Linked DNA regions of Homo sapiens: regions 1, 2, 3 and 4 are each linked to region 5. A link is a contact called in ENCODE Hi-C or POLR2A ChIA-PET data. All regions are on one chromosome and are shown on one strand. Each heading gives the region's core, a stretch centred on a gene start or an enhancer-like site at or near the end of the contact. The rest is flanking DNA. Distances are from core to core; before and after follow the strand shown. Region 1 has its middle 160 kb from the start of TLE3. Region 2 has its middle 43 kb from the start of LINC02205. Region 3 has its middle 190 kb from the start of LINC02205. Region 4 has its middle 19 kb from the start of LINC02205. Region 5 overlaps PCAT29 (prostate cancer associated transcript 29).

The links. A loop is a pair of places that touch in the nucleus more often than their neighbours do. ChIA-PET counts read pairs that join two places held with the same protein, here RNA polymerase II (POLR2A). Pooled maps may share reads with other maps.
Region 1: a loop to region 5 is called in a pooled map, with 4 times the contacts of the local background. The contact joins two enhancer-like sites. A Hi-C loop is called at or near these places in 6 of 37 single-sample maps with no recorded cell type and 4 of 50 pooled maps. POLR2A ChIA-PET finds 5 or more read pairs at or near these places in 1 of 52 experiments (OCI-LY7).
Region 2: a loop to region 5 is called in a pooled map, with 8 times the contacts of the local background. The contact joins two enhancer-like sites. A Hi-C loop is called at or near these places in 7 of 37 single-sample maps with no recorded cell type and 6 of 50 pooled maps. POLR2A ChIA-PET finds 5 or more read pairs at or near these places in 2 of 52 experiments (B cell and activated B cell).
Region 3: a map with no recorded cell type shows a loop between it and region 5 (9-fold over the local background). The contact joins two enhancer-like sites. A Hi-C loop is called at or near these places in 14 of 37 single-sample maps with no recorded cell type and 5 of 50 pooled maps.
Region 4: a loop to region 5 is called in a map with no recorded cell type, with 7 times the contacts of the local background. The contact joins two enhancer-like sites. A Hi-C loop is called at or near these places in 33 of 37 single-sample maps with no recorded cell type and 6 of 50 pooled maps. POLR2A ChIA-PET finds 5 or more read pairs at or near these places in 3 of 52 experiments (B cell, activated B cell and activated T-cell).

The regions. Positions count from the first base shown.
Region 1 is chr15:70,257,760-70,260,586 of GRCh38, reverse strand. No RefSeq gene overlaps it. Among named protein-coding and RNA genes, the nearest start is that of TLE3, 160 kb to the right of the region's middle. RefSeq lists enhancers at 184-403, 434-513, 1,572-1,661 and a silencer at 724-883. Within about 2 kb of position 1,431, at least 11 of the 41 ENCODE cell types and tissues checked have a DNase peak (open chromatin) inside an H3K27ac peak, as active enhancers do.
Region 2 is chr15:70,461,480-70,464,390 of GRCh38, reverse strand. No RefSeq gene overlaps it. Among named protein-coding and RNA genes, the nearest start is that of LINC02205, 43 kb to the left of the region's middle. RefSeq lists an enhancer at 1,459-1,538. Within about 2 kb of position 1,255, at least 6 of the 41 ENCODE cell types and tissues checked have a DNase peak (open chromatin) inside an H3K27ac peak, as active enhancers do.
Region 3 is chr15:70,318,181-70,320,984 of GRCh38, reverse strand. No RefSeq gene overlaps it. Among named protein-coding and RNA genes, the nearest start is that of LINC02205, 190 kb to the left of the region's middle. Within about 2 kb of position 1,369, at least 10 of the 41 ENCODE cell types and tissues checked have a DNase peak (open chromatin) inside an H3K27ac peak, as active enhancers do.
Region 4 is chr15:70,485,311-70,488,010 of GRCh38, reverse strand. No RefSeq gene overlaps it. Among named protein-coding and RNA genes, the nearest start is that of LINC02205, 19 kb to the left of the region's middle. RefSeq lists an enhancer at 1,215-1,274. Within about 2 kb of position 1,395, at least 8 of the 41 ENCODE cell types and tissues checked have a DNase peak (open chromatin) inside an H3K27ac peak, as active enhancers do.
Region 5 is chr15:69,665,577-69,668,453 of GRCh38, reverse strand. The region is part of intron 1 of PCAT29 (prostate cancer associated transcript 29); the gene reads right to left. Among named protein-coding and RNA genes, the nearest start is that of PCAT29, 75 kb to the right of the region's middle. RefSeq lists enhancers at 1,978-2,027, 2,058-2,107, 1,548-2,162, 2,779-2,877. Within about 2 kb of position 1,418, at least 11 of the 41 ENCODE cell types and tissues checked have a DNase peak (open chromatin) inside an H3K27ac peak, as active enhancers do.

The sequences.
Region 1 (2,827 bases), core at 182-2,681, 590 kb before region 5:
CTGGAATGTTCTCCTTTGCTGATGTTGTGGCCTGGCTGTGAAAGCCCCTAGGACCTGAGAACAGGACTCTCTGGACTGCAGCAGCAGAATGAGTGTGGTCAGTGTCTAGGCCAGCAGAGGGGACAGCAGGCCTTGTGGAAGACAGAGGGTGAAGACCCTTCACGCAGTCCATTGTCTGAGTGTGCACATATGTGCCTGTGTGTGTCTGCACGCTCACGCACATATGCACATAAACTCTCTACCCTGGAGACTAGAGGGAGCTGTGTGGGTAACTCACTGGGAGATCTTGAGCAAGTCACCACCCACCTCCAGGTTGCAGTTTCCTTTCTCTGAAACAAAGATCATTGTCTGGTCCTGGTGTGCAGAGTCCTTGGGAAGGGCTGGGGAGATGCCCCCCAGAACAGCTTGGCTTTGGTTGGGCTGAAATAGATTTTACTGGAAAGCAAAGCACTGTGGCTAAAGCACAATGCATGGTCACACAGGTACCTTCCCTCCCTGGAATCCTATAATGCAATGAGTCCCTACTGGTTTTTTTTCCCCAGCCTTACCCCAGCCCTACCCAGTGCTTGACACAGGCCTGGGCATAAAGGAGTTGGTCATCCAGAGGAGGCCCGGAGGTAGCCTGTGGGTGGTCTGTCTGTCTGCCCTCTTGTGGTTGGTGCTGCTCAGGTCCCGGTAGACGGTGGGAGTTAGAAGCCCAAGGCCCTGCACCAGGATGCAGAAATGGGGAGGCAGCAGTTGGTACAGGAAGAACATGGCTTCACACACTCAGTCCCAAACCCACCTGCCTCACGGCCAGGCATTGAGATTGCACCCACCTCTCTCACACCCCATTCTCAAGCTGCACATCCTCATTTTGTGGCTACACCCGTGCACATGCGGGCACACACACACCTCCAGGTCAAGGCAGCCCTCCATGTTGATTTCAACTTGATTTCATCTGTATAAATGCCAGGCACAAAAAGCACAGCATGGAGCTGTCCTTCAGAAGCCCGTTTGAATTTCCCCAAAGATAATCCATTAGATAGGGAGTGGGGGAGGCACACAGGACAGAAGAAACAACAGAAATCCCATCTGTTTAAGGAAAAAAGGCATTTATTAAATGATTTTCAGTTGAGCCCTTGGTCAGTCTCTGCGAGGACTAGAGACCCAAACATAAAGGCCACACCACCAGGACCCAATCCTAAAGCCACCCTGTAGGACTGGCCATGGGGTCACCACGGTACTCTCAGCCAGCACACTTTCTACCATGGACGCTGGGCACCGGGTGCCAACCCTGAGTCCCGCCCACAGCTGCCCCTGGGAGAGGGGGCCCAGCAGCTGGCACTCCTGCTGGACGGGGGTCTCACAGCATCTGCTTCTTCAGACGCCTGACTGCAGGCTGAGGTCCCACGTGAGCATATCTGCTAGCAGAGCTGAGGTCACGTGACTGAGCTCTGGCTGCCGAGGAGCAGGAAAACCAGTAAGTGGCAGCTGCCTTAGAAGCGAGAAACTCACACGTGAGGAATTCCCAGGCAGAGGGAAGAACAAGTAGGCAGAAAGATGGACAAATGGCCCAGCACCCCAGACGGCCTGGGCCCTCTGCACAGCCTGACCTGCTCTAACCACTCACCTCTCCAGCCCCTCACTGAGGACCCAATCTGGTTGCCACCCTCGTCCCTTCCGCCTGGTTTCTAGAGCCTCCAACCTCATGAGCTGGCCCAGCCAGGCCCTCTGCCTTTGGGGCCCCAAGAGCACAGCAGGCTTCCAGGGCTGGTGAGGCGGGGGCGTCAGCAAACCACAGGCCATGCCTTTCCGGTGACATTTGGCTCAGGCTGGGGTTGAGGTCGGCTTCAGACTCAGTGAGAGAAACACACACCACCCCGCAAGCTTCCTCTAAGAAGGGCTCCGAGAGGAGAGGGCTGCATCTTGTGCAGGCAGGAGAGTCAGGGGTGGAGCAAGGGATGCCCGGCTTCTGACTACCATGCTGTCTACCTGTCATGGCAGCAGTGGCAGCTGACGACCACCAAGTACTCGCCACGTTTCTGGCGCTGTGCCAAGCATGCAACTCTTAACGTCCTGGCAGCACCTGAGTTAGGACCCACTGTCTCCATGTTACAGATGAGGAAACCGAGGCAAAGAGAGGTTAAATAACTCACCTGGGGCCACTGGCTACTGAGTGGCGGAACCAGGATTTGAACCCAGTCTGGTCCAGAGCCCTTCACCACTTTGTTAAATGGCCCCTCGGTTTATTTATCCTCTCTGTCCCTCTGTTTTTCCCTCTAAAAGAAGAGCCCCAGGTGGCCAAGGGACATGGAGTAGTGGAGGAGCACCCAGCTCACAGCTTTTCCCTCTAAAAGATGAGCCCCAGGTGGCCAAGGGACATGGCGTGGTGGAGGACCACCACGTGTGTGAGCACCAGCTCACAGATGGTGACTTAGGGTTTCCACCCTGCTCTGCTTTCCCTTGGCTGTGGACCCTGGGCAGTTAGTTAACTTCTCTGAGACTTAGTTTTTCTCACCTGAAATGTAGAGCAATGAGGTCTACCTGCAGGAAGTTTGTGGGAGCAATGAAGTTGTGGGTGCCTCGCACCTGGCAGGTGCTCAGGAAATGCAGGACCAAAAGCACTCAAGCCTGAACCCCTCAGATGGCCCCTGGGTAAGGAAACGCTGCAGCTCCCCCAACCACCCAGCAATACCTGAGTCTCAGACACCCAGTGAGATGGGAGACCACGAGCCCAGCCTGAGGAGCCATCCTTGCTAGGCCATATGACCAGCTCCCTGAGCTAGGTCTCACGGAAGTCGCTTTGTGCCCCTGCCCCCATGTGTCCTGTGTCACTACCCAGTCC
Region 2 (2,911 bases), core at 6-2,505, 800 kb before region 5:
CATAGGTCACTAGCCCTGTCTGATTTCCTCAGCTGTAAAAGAGGGTAATGATAAAAAAAAAATCACAATTAACACTACTATTTTATTCTCAATGTGTCAGGCATTATTCCAAGTACTTTATATAAATGACCTCATTCAATCGTTGTAATTACCGTATGAAATAATTATTATTGTTTAGTTCCTATGTGATAGATGTGTAAACTGCGACCACGCAGATAGTTAGCAGCAGAGCAGGGATCTAGGAAGGGCTGTCTCTGCAGCTGCCTTTCACGTTTATGTTATGCTGTGTCTTAATGATGCACACGCAGAGTCTAAAAAATCATGGATGTGTCACTGCATAAGGAAAAAAAATGATGATGCTTGTGTGTGCCCAGCTTTGAGCTTGGCACATAATAGATGCTCATGAAATCTTGTTTGCCTTATCCTCTCTTGGTCTTTTTCCTTCTACTCTCCTATGTGAGCACACACTGTGGTCACAGCAGAACAAAGTGGGGCTGTGACAAGGAGCTGGCAACCATGTCTGAGGAAGGCTGGTGGGTAGCATGGGCAGGTGTCTCTCATTCTGTCCTCTCCCTCTGCATCCAGAAGAGCTACACCCCAGCTCATGAGTAGGTGTGGGTCTAGTCTCCCCTGGAGCTGACAGGTAACTCTAACTGTTTCCCAAGGCAAGAGAGTAGGAGGGTGTAGCAATTGCTCGTTAGAGCCAGCCAATGAGCCTAGGGGGTCACAGGGTTCCTCCCACCTACTCTGGGGAGGTTGTCTGCCTATATTTGTGTTCATTTCCTGATAGAAACACTGGGGTCAGAGGCTTATCTGGCCTGGCTTCTGGGCCAATGGGGAGCTGATAAGGAACAGACCCATCCATTGGGATCTACTGGGTGGATTCCTATTGTCTTACACACCATACAGATAACCAAGGTCTCAGGTAGAAGTTGTACTTTCCTGACCTCCTTCTCATGGTTTCTCAAGTCCTCAACCAGCTCAACCCCAAGGGGCAGCCAGTTACAGTTCCCCACAGACAGAGTAAACCCTGCTGGACCTCTGGGGAAGTTTCAAGAACCAGTTTGACCGCAAAACCAAGAAGCAGGTCTGTTGGGGCCTCTCTGGATGAAGTGGTCATGGGTGGCTGTCAGATGAGGATCTGAATTAGTCACGAGAGGAACAGGAGCCAGGCTAGGGGTGGAAACAAGGCCAGCTCCCCTCTGCTCCAGGGCTTAGGATCAGCTGGGGTGGAAGCAGAGGCTGTGTTGCAATTTCACTGCAAATCAACTGGGTCATCTCTTGTGGGTGACACCATGCAGGCCTTCCAACCCTTGTGTGTGTGTGTGTGTGTGTGTGTGTGTGTGTGTGTTTTGTAGATGGGGAGATGGTATCTCCCAACTGCCTTTAGCATCTGGCTGTGAGATGAGGCTGGGGGAAGATGGAACGATATGCATTCCTGGCAGAGCCAGTGCCTCCGGAGGCATGGGGTGGAGGGGACAGGGTGGAGTCCATGTTTGAACAAGTTGAGAGCAATTGCTGGAAGAACCCTGGGCAGAAGTCCCCTCTGCAGATCAGACTTGGCCTCTACATTTGTTCTCAGGGAAGTGAAACACGTACCATCTCCCCAGTTTGGACTGTTGCAGGCTGTGACACACAGTAGCCAATTCATTGACTTGGGGCTGTCCCCTCCCACCTGGGATATTCAGTGCCCTGAAAGGCAATGAGGTGTGGTGGGAAGAACGTTGACTTTGGAATCTGACCGACTTGAAATTAAATCTCAGTTCTGCCCTGAAGCACTGGGTAACCTTGAGTAAGTCACTTAACCTCTCCGGACCCCATTTTCCTCATCTCTGAAATGGAGATAGTAACAGCTTCTGGGCAGGGTGGTTAGGAGAAGTAACAATGATAATGTGGGTGAAGGAAAATCATAGGGCAGGAACTCAATAGAAGTTAGGCACTTTTCTCCTTCCTCTTAGAATACACCCTGTCCTTCAGCCACTGCTAGGCTTGTCTTTACCATCTTGGTGGCTGCTGAAAAGCCTCATTGACTGGCTGTGCCCACCTACAGCAGTGGCCAGCAAGCATTTTCTGTAAAGGGCCAGAGGATAAATATTATAGGCTTTGCAGGCCATGTGGTCTCTGCCACAACTACTCATCTCCACTCTTGTTGCTCAAAAACAGCCATAGATGATACCAAATGAATGAGTGTGGCTCTGTTCCAATAAAACTTTATTTATAAAAATAGGCAGTGGGCCAGATTTGGCCCTCAGGCTATAGTTGCCAATGCCTGGCCTCGAGTTTCAAGTCCAAAGCCTCTGCTTTTCTCTCAAGGGACTTCCCTAGCCTGGTCTTACCTTCTTCATCCAATCCAGTTTCTAATTACTCCCCTGAGTGTTCCCCAGTATGACCCAACAGGACTCCCTTTTGGCTCAGGAAGTGTTTAGCTTCCACACCTTTGCCCATGCTTTCCTCCCTGCTTAGAACACCATCCCATTTCCTCTTCACTCTCTTCACCCTTCTAAATTCCATCCCCAGGGAACCTCCTGGGTGCCCTGTAAAATACAAGGCTCAGACCAAGGTCTCTTGATTCATCATTGGACAAGCCCATCCTTCAAGGCTGTGCTCTGGCCAGCTGTCCACAGTGATTTCTCCCTTTGAGGACTCCATGGCCCCTGCTGTTGATGCCAGGGTGGCCCTCCCATGGATCCCTGGGTTGAATTTGTGCCTCAGTCTCAATGAGGAACCCTGGAGGCTCAGTCTTCAACTTTTCTTTTCTTTTTCTTTTTCTTTTTTTGAGATGGAGTCTCTGTCACCCAGGCTGGAGTACAATGGCACAATCTTGGCTCACTGCAGCCTCCACCTCCCAGGTTCAAGCAATTCTCCTGCCTTAGCCTCTGGAGCAGCTGGGATTACAGGCACATGCCACCAT
Region 3 (2,804 bases), core at 120-2,619, 650 kb before region 5:
CTCATCACTGGGGTCACCTTTCCTTGCCATGTCCAACACATCCTAGTTGGTCAATGTCTGTCTTAACATACGATACCCCCAAATTCATCACAGCACTACAGTTGAATTGCTTTCTAAGATCTGAGCCCTGTGCCATTAATTCCTCATCTCTAAAACTCAGCTTAGCTATCCAGGCCATGTAAGCCAGAGAAGAGGGAAGGAATGAAGTCTTCTTGAACCCCTGCAATGCTAGCCAAGTTCTTTCTAAACACTCAGGGCTCAGAACTGCCCCAGGAAGTAGATACTCTCCTCTTTGTTTCACATATGGAGGAACCTGGTTTTCTGACATAGAACTGAAAATAAGGAAGTAAGCAAAACAAGTCTTTAAGGACGCTGAGCAGAGGCCAGAAAGTCACCCGGAGTCTATTATTTACTCTTCCTTTACATTCATTTCTGCCAAGATTTTATTTAGTATCAGGAGAACTGATTTTAAATCCTGGCTCAGCCACTTTCTAGCTGTGTGACCTCAGGAAAGTTAGTGTCTAAGGTGACTAACCAATCCCAAATTGCCCTGGTCTGTCCTGGTTTTAAAACCGCAAATCCCATGTCCTAGGAGATCACTCCATTCTGGGCAAATTAGCACATGTTGGTCACCCTATTCAGTCAATTTTCTCTTTGTGATATCAGGATAACAGTAACCCACCTCACGAGGTTGTTATAATTTTAACTGAGATAATATATTTGGAAGACCTGGCAATGTGCCTGGCACATAGCAGATACACAATTAATGTTCTGTTTAATTTGAAAGCCTAGTTAATTATGACAAATTAGAAAGAAGTCAAAGACTGAGAGGTGGCCATGAGCAGTTTAACTGGAAAACCATTTTTAAAAACACCTAGAAACATAAACGGAGACACATAGTAGAGGGTCGTACCGTGAGGGTCTCAATGTCCTCTGTACTGTGAATATCTCACTGGAGTTCAATGAGCCATGGTAATTGTCGTCCTTGAGTGGGACTCCGCAGGACAGAGGAATAACTAAATCTTCTGCATTATACTATGTGTGATAAGGCAGGGTAAGGTGGGATACATTGTGGAGTAAGTGCCACATGAAATTTAATGAAGTCTTTAGATCTTTAAGCGTAAGTATTCAACCCTCTAACAGGATGGCAACCAACCAGCATGGCAGAGGGAAGGAGGACTGAAGAGGGTCCCAGGAGAGCCTGAGTCTGCAGTCAGCTCACTGCCTAACTATAGACAGATTGTCCTCACAGTTCCGGTCCTGTCTCCTCATCTGTGAAATGGGGAAGAGAAAGTAGACAAGGTGTTGTCTAACAGAAAGGCAACAGAGTGGGGTGGTCAAGAGCACGGATCCACCACCCACTAGCTGTGTGAGCTAGGACAAGCAAGCAAATCCACCCTCTGCACCCTGCTCTCCTGGCCTGTAACCTCGTAGAGATGTTGTGAAGATTTTATGAACTGATGTACTTCCTGGTGCATGTTGAGTTCTCAGTAAGGATCAGTTCTTAAAGTTAGTATCCCTTCTGGGTATCGCACTCCATGACAAAGAGTATCATCTCTTTCTCTCCCCTCATCACCAAGGGTTAATGCAACATAAGCTTTCGCTTGAGTGTTTTGTAAGTTTCTTTTCCCTCCCCAGCCCGCCACATCACTCAGCTGGCTCACGTTGAACTTGAGGCAGACTAAAACCTCCTGATCTTTTTTTATGTGAATTGCAGTCCAGCCAGGTTGCTCTCATCCTGTTCTTGTGCAACTGATTTTTGGAAACTACATTCAAGACATTAGATTTATTGATGCTACATTTCATCTGGTTGCTTTTGACCCAGCATTCTTGACTGTCGAGATCATCTTGAACCTTAATTCTCTCATCCCCTCCAGCTTTGAGTCATCTGCAAATTTAATGCATATGCTTTCCATATCTTCAGATCACGGGCTTAAAAAAGCTATTTTACAGATAAAAATAAAGATAGAGATATAGGCCACTAGATAGATCAAGAGGGATCTTGTATGCCAGGCTGAGCAGTGGGGATTTTATCTTGTGGGAAGCAGGGGCTCTTGATCCTCAATCAGTTTTTAAGCCTTTTCTGAACATACCCACTACAGACGCTCGTATGTTGTCCCTGGATCTCAGAGTGTTTTCACTGATGACAACAAGAGTTCACCCCTCAGCCACCCTAACTGTGGCCTCTTCTAAACTACTGAACTCACCGCGAAGGTCTGAATCCCTTCCTGTCTGTACCACATGCAGCCCCAAGGCCCAGTCCTATTCTCCTCCCTCTTGTTGCTTCCCAAACTGAGGCCACCCCTACTTTGGGGCCTAGCCAAATACCTGTTATCAATCCAAGAAATCAATTCTCTCTCGTTGGTTCAGGAAGGCATGGACCATGATGACTTTATGTGCTTCCCACTCACGTTTCCATTTTTACAGGGGACTTCAGTGTCTGAACTGGAAGGCCAGAGCTGTGGTGGATCTGCTGGTAGCCACCTATAGCTGTCTGGATCTCTGCACTGCCCAGGGCACCACGGGCATGTTATATCACAGCACAGTGCAACCAGCTGGTTCCTGGGCATGACTACAAGTCGTTATGAAAAGGCTGAGGACAAGATGATAGGGAAATGTGAAAAGGAAAATTCTAGAAGTAATTTTCATATAAATTAATTTAAATAACAAAAAAAACAAACATTTAAGTTTCTCCAGGTAATCTGGCAACTCTCTGGTACTGTGCTAACCAGGCAACCATTGGTTAGGGAGCTTCCAAAACTCCGTGTCCACTCCAGGCCCCGCTCCAGCCATCTGGCCAAGCA
Region 4 (2,700 bases), core at 146-2,645, 820 kb before region 5:
GAGAGATCCTCATCTCTTTGGCCCTTCACCAGGAGACTCCATGAAGGAATTGGGTTAGGTGGCTGGGGTTTGGAGAGAATGCTGGGCAGGGGTTTTGAAGCGCATTTGAGTCTTAGCTCCAAGTCTGCCCCTTACTAGTGTCCTTGTTGGCTCTATTACCTCCTGGGCCTAAGTTTCTTCTTCAGTGGAATAGGGTAAAAATACCTCCTCTGCAGAGATGCGTCAAGATCAGTGAGTAGAGGTGGGGCAGGGATAACTTCTCGAGGCTAGCCCAGCCCTGTCTAGAATAGCTTATGATGAAAATGGAGAAATAAGATAGAAACACAGGGAAAGAGCAAGTGTTGTCACGGGGCATCATATAATCCCTTGCTAAGTTGCAGAAGTGAGCACTAGGGTTCGGAAGAGAGAGAGGGCAGTCCAGAGAGGGGAAATTGCTGGCTTGAGCTCACATAGCCAGAGGGATAAGCGCAGGGTCCACTGGGCAGGTGGCTGAGCTGGGCATTGGAAATGAACAGTAGATCAGGCACCCAAGGCAGGTGTGCCCAGCTGATCCAGGCCACAGCATGTAGGCTGCTGGGCCCCTGCAATTTCAGATTCAGTTCTGTGTGTCTCCTGGGCACCTGCTCTGGCGGTGGGAGTACATGCTCTCCAGGCATGTGTGTGTGCTTCCCATGTAGTGCAGTGAGCAGCAATGTGGCTTCAATCTTTGGTCCAGGCACGGACCCAGCACCCAGAGAAAGCGATTTTCCTGCTTGTGGTTTCCTGGCCTCCTCCAAGAACCTCACACGTCCATGTTGCTCACAGAGAAAGATGGATCACTCTGGGGGTTCCTGGAAGAGTTGCTGTCTTTGAACAGTCCCTCTCTTGCCAAGACCCCTGCCTTCCTCCCGGCCCCCAGCCTACTGCCTCTCCGCAGGAGGACAGCATGTCCTGGGCCTCTGCTCTCTGGCCTCAGTCATGGTGTGGCTGGGTTGCTCTGGGGACGCTGAGGGTTCTTGATCGCGGCCTGTCTCAGGGTAGGTCCCCATGGATTGCCCTCCCACCCCTGGCCAGGTTGCTGTGGTTTCCCCATCAGTAGAAATGACTCCTCACCCACAATTGCATCAGTCCCTCCACAGACGCAGTGAATCATGTTGCAAGATGTGGTTATGGACTGCGCCCTGTGCTCTGGTTAGGGGCTGGTTGGGCCGGGCCAGGGGTGAGGGAAGTGTGGGGGGTTGACCATGTTTTGACTTGAACTTGGGAGAGGAAAGAAAAACCCAGGAGAGGGCCTCCAGGGGTGGGGTGGGGTAGGTGTGAGTTGACACTGAACTCATCACCCATGGGACTGAAGCAAGTATCCAGTAACCTTAACCGAGACCACACTGGGGAACCTTCTGGCTTACTCACCCTCTGGCCCTACCGCTACCACCAAGAGAAAAAGAAGTGAAGAGAACGAGCTGGTTCATCCTCTAGTGCATTGCAGCGGCGTGGGGGAAACCAGGGAGATGGGTTGGTTTGCTTTCTTCCTGTTTCTCTATTTGAACTCCCTGGCTTGCTTCCCTTCAGCTGACACATGGTGGCCATGGGCTGAGAATGTCCAACCTCAAGAAGAATTTCTTCCCTCTCTCCACTTCACAGGCCAGGCTCATAGCTGCCCCTGGGTAGGAACTATCTGCAGGGAGGTAGACTCCAGCTGCTTGGAGTTGTATGACCCTTCCCAGAGGCAGATCTACCCATTTTTCAGTGGAGAAGATGAGGCCCAAAGGGAAGTTGCCGGACACTTTGCTTCCGCCTCTCTCTCCCATGCCCTCCTGTGCAGCTGAGCTCATGGCATCAGAATCTCAGGATCTTTCAACACTTTCCAGCTGGGCAAGGTGGGAGTGAGTTGGCTGTGTCTTCTTGTTAATTGTCCATGCCTTTATTTACTTATTTATTTTTAATTTTTAAATTGACACAATAATTGTACATATTCATGGGGTACAGTGTGATGTTTTTATACATGTATACATTCTGTAATGATCAAGTCAGGGTATTTGGTACATCTATCACCGCGTACATTATCATTTCTTAGTGGTGAGAACATTCACAATCCTCTCTTCTAGCTACTCTAAAATATACAATATAATATTGTAACCATAGTCACCCTCCTGTGTAATAGAACAGCAGAACTTATTCCTGCTACCTGATTGTAGCTTTGTACCTATTGACCAACCTCTCACCATGCCTCCTCGCCCTCTCCTCTCCAGTCTCTAGTAACCACCATTCTACTCTCTACTTCTACGAGATCAACTTTTTAGATTCTGCATATGAATGAGATTGTGTGGTATGTATCTTTCTGGGCCTGACTTATTTCACTTAACTTAATGTCCTCCAGGTTCATCCACATTGCTTCAAATGACAGGATTCCATTTTTTTTTATGGCTAAATGGAATTCCATTGTGTGTGTGTGTGTGTGTGTGTGTGTGTGTATGTGTGTGTGTGTGTATAGATAGATAGATAAAGATATCATGGTATCTTTATCTAATTATCCATTGTGGGACACTTGGGTTGTACCTCTTCTCTACAGGAGGCAAGGCTGTGCAATGGTTCAGAGATAGCCCAGCAAATGCTCTGTAATGAGGCTTGGAGTTTCAACCTCACTGTCTTGAGCAGAAGAGAAATGGGCAATATGACATATGGAGGTGCCACTGAAACAAAACACCCCAAAATCTTGAGTCA
Region 5 (2,877 bases), core at 169-2,668:
CAGAGGGACCCTGTGGCGAGGGAGAGCAGAAAGAGCTCCTCAGCCTATGAAACTGGCCACTACCACAATTTTAGAAATGTGGTCACTGAGGGCCTGAAAAAAAGCCTTGCCCAAAGGCAATCCTCTTGGGACCAAGGCTCCTGCCTGCTGAGGCTGACGAGGTCCTGGCCAGGCAGCACAAATTCCATGCAGGGATGTCCCTGGGGCCCCTGCTGTGCACCCAGCACTGTGTTGGACTGTGGGGACACGGGGTGAGTCAGGCCTGATCTGGGGATGGGGACACAAACACACACAGAGCCAACTCACTCCTTGGTGCCTGAGGAGAAGCCCTGGCGCTGGAGGCACTTAAGAAATGCCCAGTGACCTTTCACACCACAGAGGGCACAAGCCCCCTGAGGTCCAGGGTACCATTGGCTTGCTCTGCCCTGTACCTGCATGTCAACATGGAGCCAGGAGCTGACCTCTGTTTTTGAATCATTAGCTCCTGAGTTGAGGGAATGTGGAGGAAGTGTCTGGGGGTGGGAGTCCAGACACTCATTCAGCGGCTGAGTGGCCCCTGTTCCACTTGGCAGCCCTAACTGCCCCCTCCCCAGCTTCCCCCTTTCCCAGCACCCTCCCACCAGCACCGTCCTGGGCTCCTGTTACTCAGGGTTCAAAAGACCGGAACACGAGCGATGGAATGTCAGGACAGGAGGGCAGAAGAGGGATTCAGGATAGACTAGGTCCTGCAGGGCCCCCACCCCCACCATGTGGCAGCCCAAGGGTATTGACAAGCCTTATGGTGAGCATCCCAGTGCTGAGGTCCAGAGAGGTACAGTGCCTTGCCCAAAGTCACACAGCAAGAAGGGACAGCAGTAGGCCCAGAGCCCCAGTCTCTGCTCTCATCTCAGACTCCACCCACTCTTGCACGCAGGTGGCTTCCCCAGCTGGTTCCACACGCTGGGTGGATGTCCAGGCCTAGCGTTCCTACAGCTCAGAGAGTGCCTGGTCGGCGGGGGGGGGGGGGGGGCGGGAATGGGAGGGTGCAGAGGGGGAACAGGAGAAAACAGAAAGTGCCAGTGATTCACATTTCAAAATGTCGTGTTATTCCAGGCGCTTTCTCGCTTTGCCACCACCTTCATCCACCCCCCACTTGCCATCTTGAGAACCGGCTGCAGGGTGGCTGGGGCGGGGGGAGGAGGAGGCTGAGACCATCATCTAAGGAAGCTGTGTTTCCACCCTGCCCACTGAGAAGCCCGAGGGTGAATGAGCAGTCGGATGAGCACCGAGCTGGGAACCAAGGGGCCTGGGTGCCAGCCCTGGCTTTGGAATTGGTTGTTGTGAGACCCTGAGCAAGTCCCTAGGCCTCTCTCTACTTCCTTTACATACTTCCCCAGCACGTAAAATGGGGAAGTGGGAAGAGTTTGTGGCTCCCACGACTAGTTGCATATCAAAGCAAAACAAAACAGATTCTTGGACTGCATCCCCAGAGATTCTGATTCTATATGTTAGAGATGAGGCCTGGGAGTCTAATTTTAAAGCATACCCCTAAACCCCACCCAACCTGGTGATTCAGTGCAACCAGTCTACCGAGGCGCGGTTAGAGAGTTCCTGGCTATATGCTTCCACGCGGTTTCCAATCATCTCCAGGACTTATTGACCTCCTCCAAAATGCCCTCCTGGATTTACCCAGCCCTCCCTGCCACGTCTAACCCTCCTCACTTCTGGCCTTGCATCCCTGCCCATACTCTCCTACAGCTCCTTAAAAGCATTTAGTCATTTGTGCCTGTGTGTGCACGTGTGTGTGTGTGTGTGTGTGTGTGTGTTCTACGTGAGCTACATGAGCAAGACGAACCTCCCACACAGCACAGAGGAAGTTGCTCAGCACTGGAGCCAGCTAGCCCCACATTTGGAACTGGACTCTGCTGTGCAAAGTTGGGTGACCCTAGGGAAGAGCCCCAGCCTCCCTGGGCCTCCGTTTCCACATCCCTTAGAGGGCCTAGCCAGACCCTGCCTCACAGGGCCACACACGAGACTCCACTAAGGTGGTGTACAAAGACTTGCGGTGGGGCCTGGGGAGGGGTGTCAGTGGCCAGGAAAGCAAGCCGGGTGAATGGTGGACCCTCCCAGAGGGATGTGTGCTACCCTGGGAGGTCTGGACTCCTTCCTCCCAGTGTGTGCCTTTAGGCAGATGGCTGCCAGCGTAGGTCCTCAATAAAGAATGGGTCCACCCCAGTATCATTCGAGGTCCCCACAGGAAACAGAATTCCCCCCAGGTGGCTCAAATGAAGAGACACAGATGGAGGGGCTTGTGACTGAGTTAGGCAGGGTTAAGGAAATCCAAAAGGGATGGGGAGACTCCTGGACTAGAACAGCTGACAGCTGTCCGCAGCCCGCATCTACAGGGCAGGGCAGGATGTCATGGCCAGAGACCAGCAGGAGTGGGGGCCGTGGAGGAGGGGCCGCCCCACAGGAGCGCAGTCACAGAGGGAGGCAGCTCTTCCGAGACACACGTCCCAGAGGGAGAAGCAGAGGAGAAATAGCCCAGCCCCTCTCTCCTCCCACTGTTGCTTCTCATTCTGGTATCTCCCGCTGGCCAAGCCCAGGCAGTGGTCAGAGGCATGGGCAGCCCTTAGAGGTCCCCTCCTGGGGCACAGAGCAGAGCAGAGAAGCAGAGACAGTTTGCTGGCAGGTTGCTGGGAATAGCAGGGCAAACAAACAAGCAGCTCCTCGGGCAGCCTCTGCTGTCTGGGCATGGGAGGTGGGGCCTGGCTTATCAACCAGAAGACAGGTTTGAGCCTCACCACTGCCACAGACACAAAGGGCGACATCAGGAAGTCGCTTCTCTCCAGGTCTCTGTTTCCTCATCCTTAAACCATAAGGGTTAAACTCTGTCCC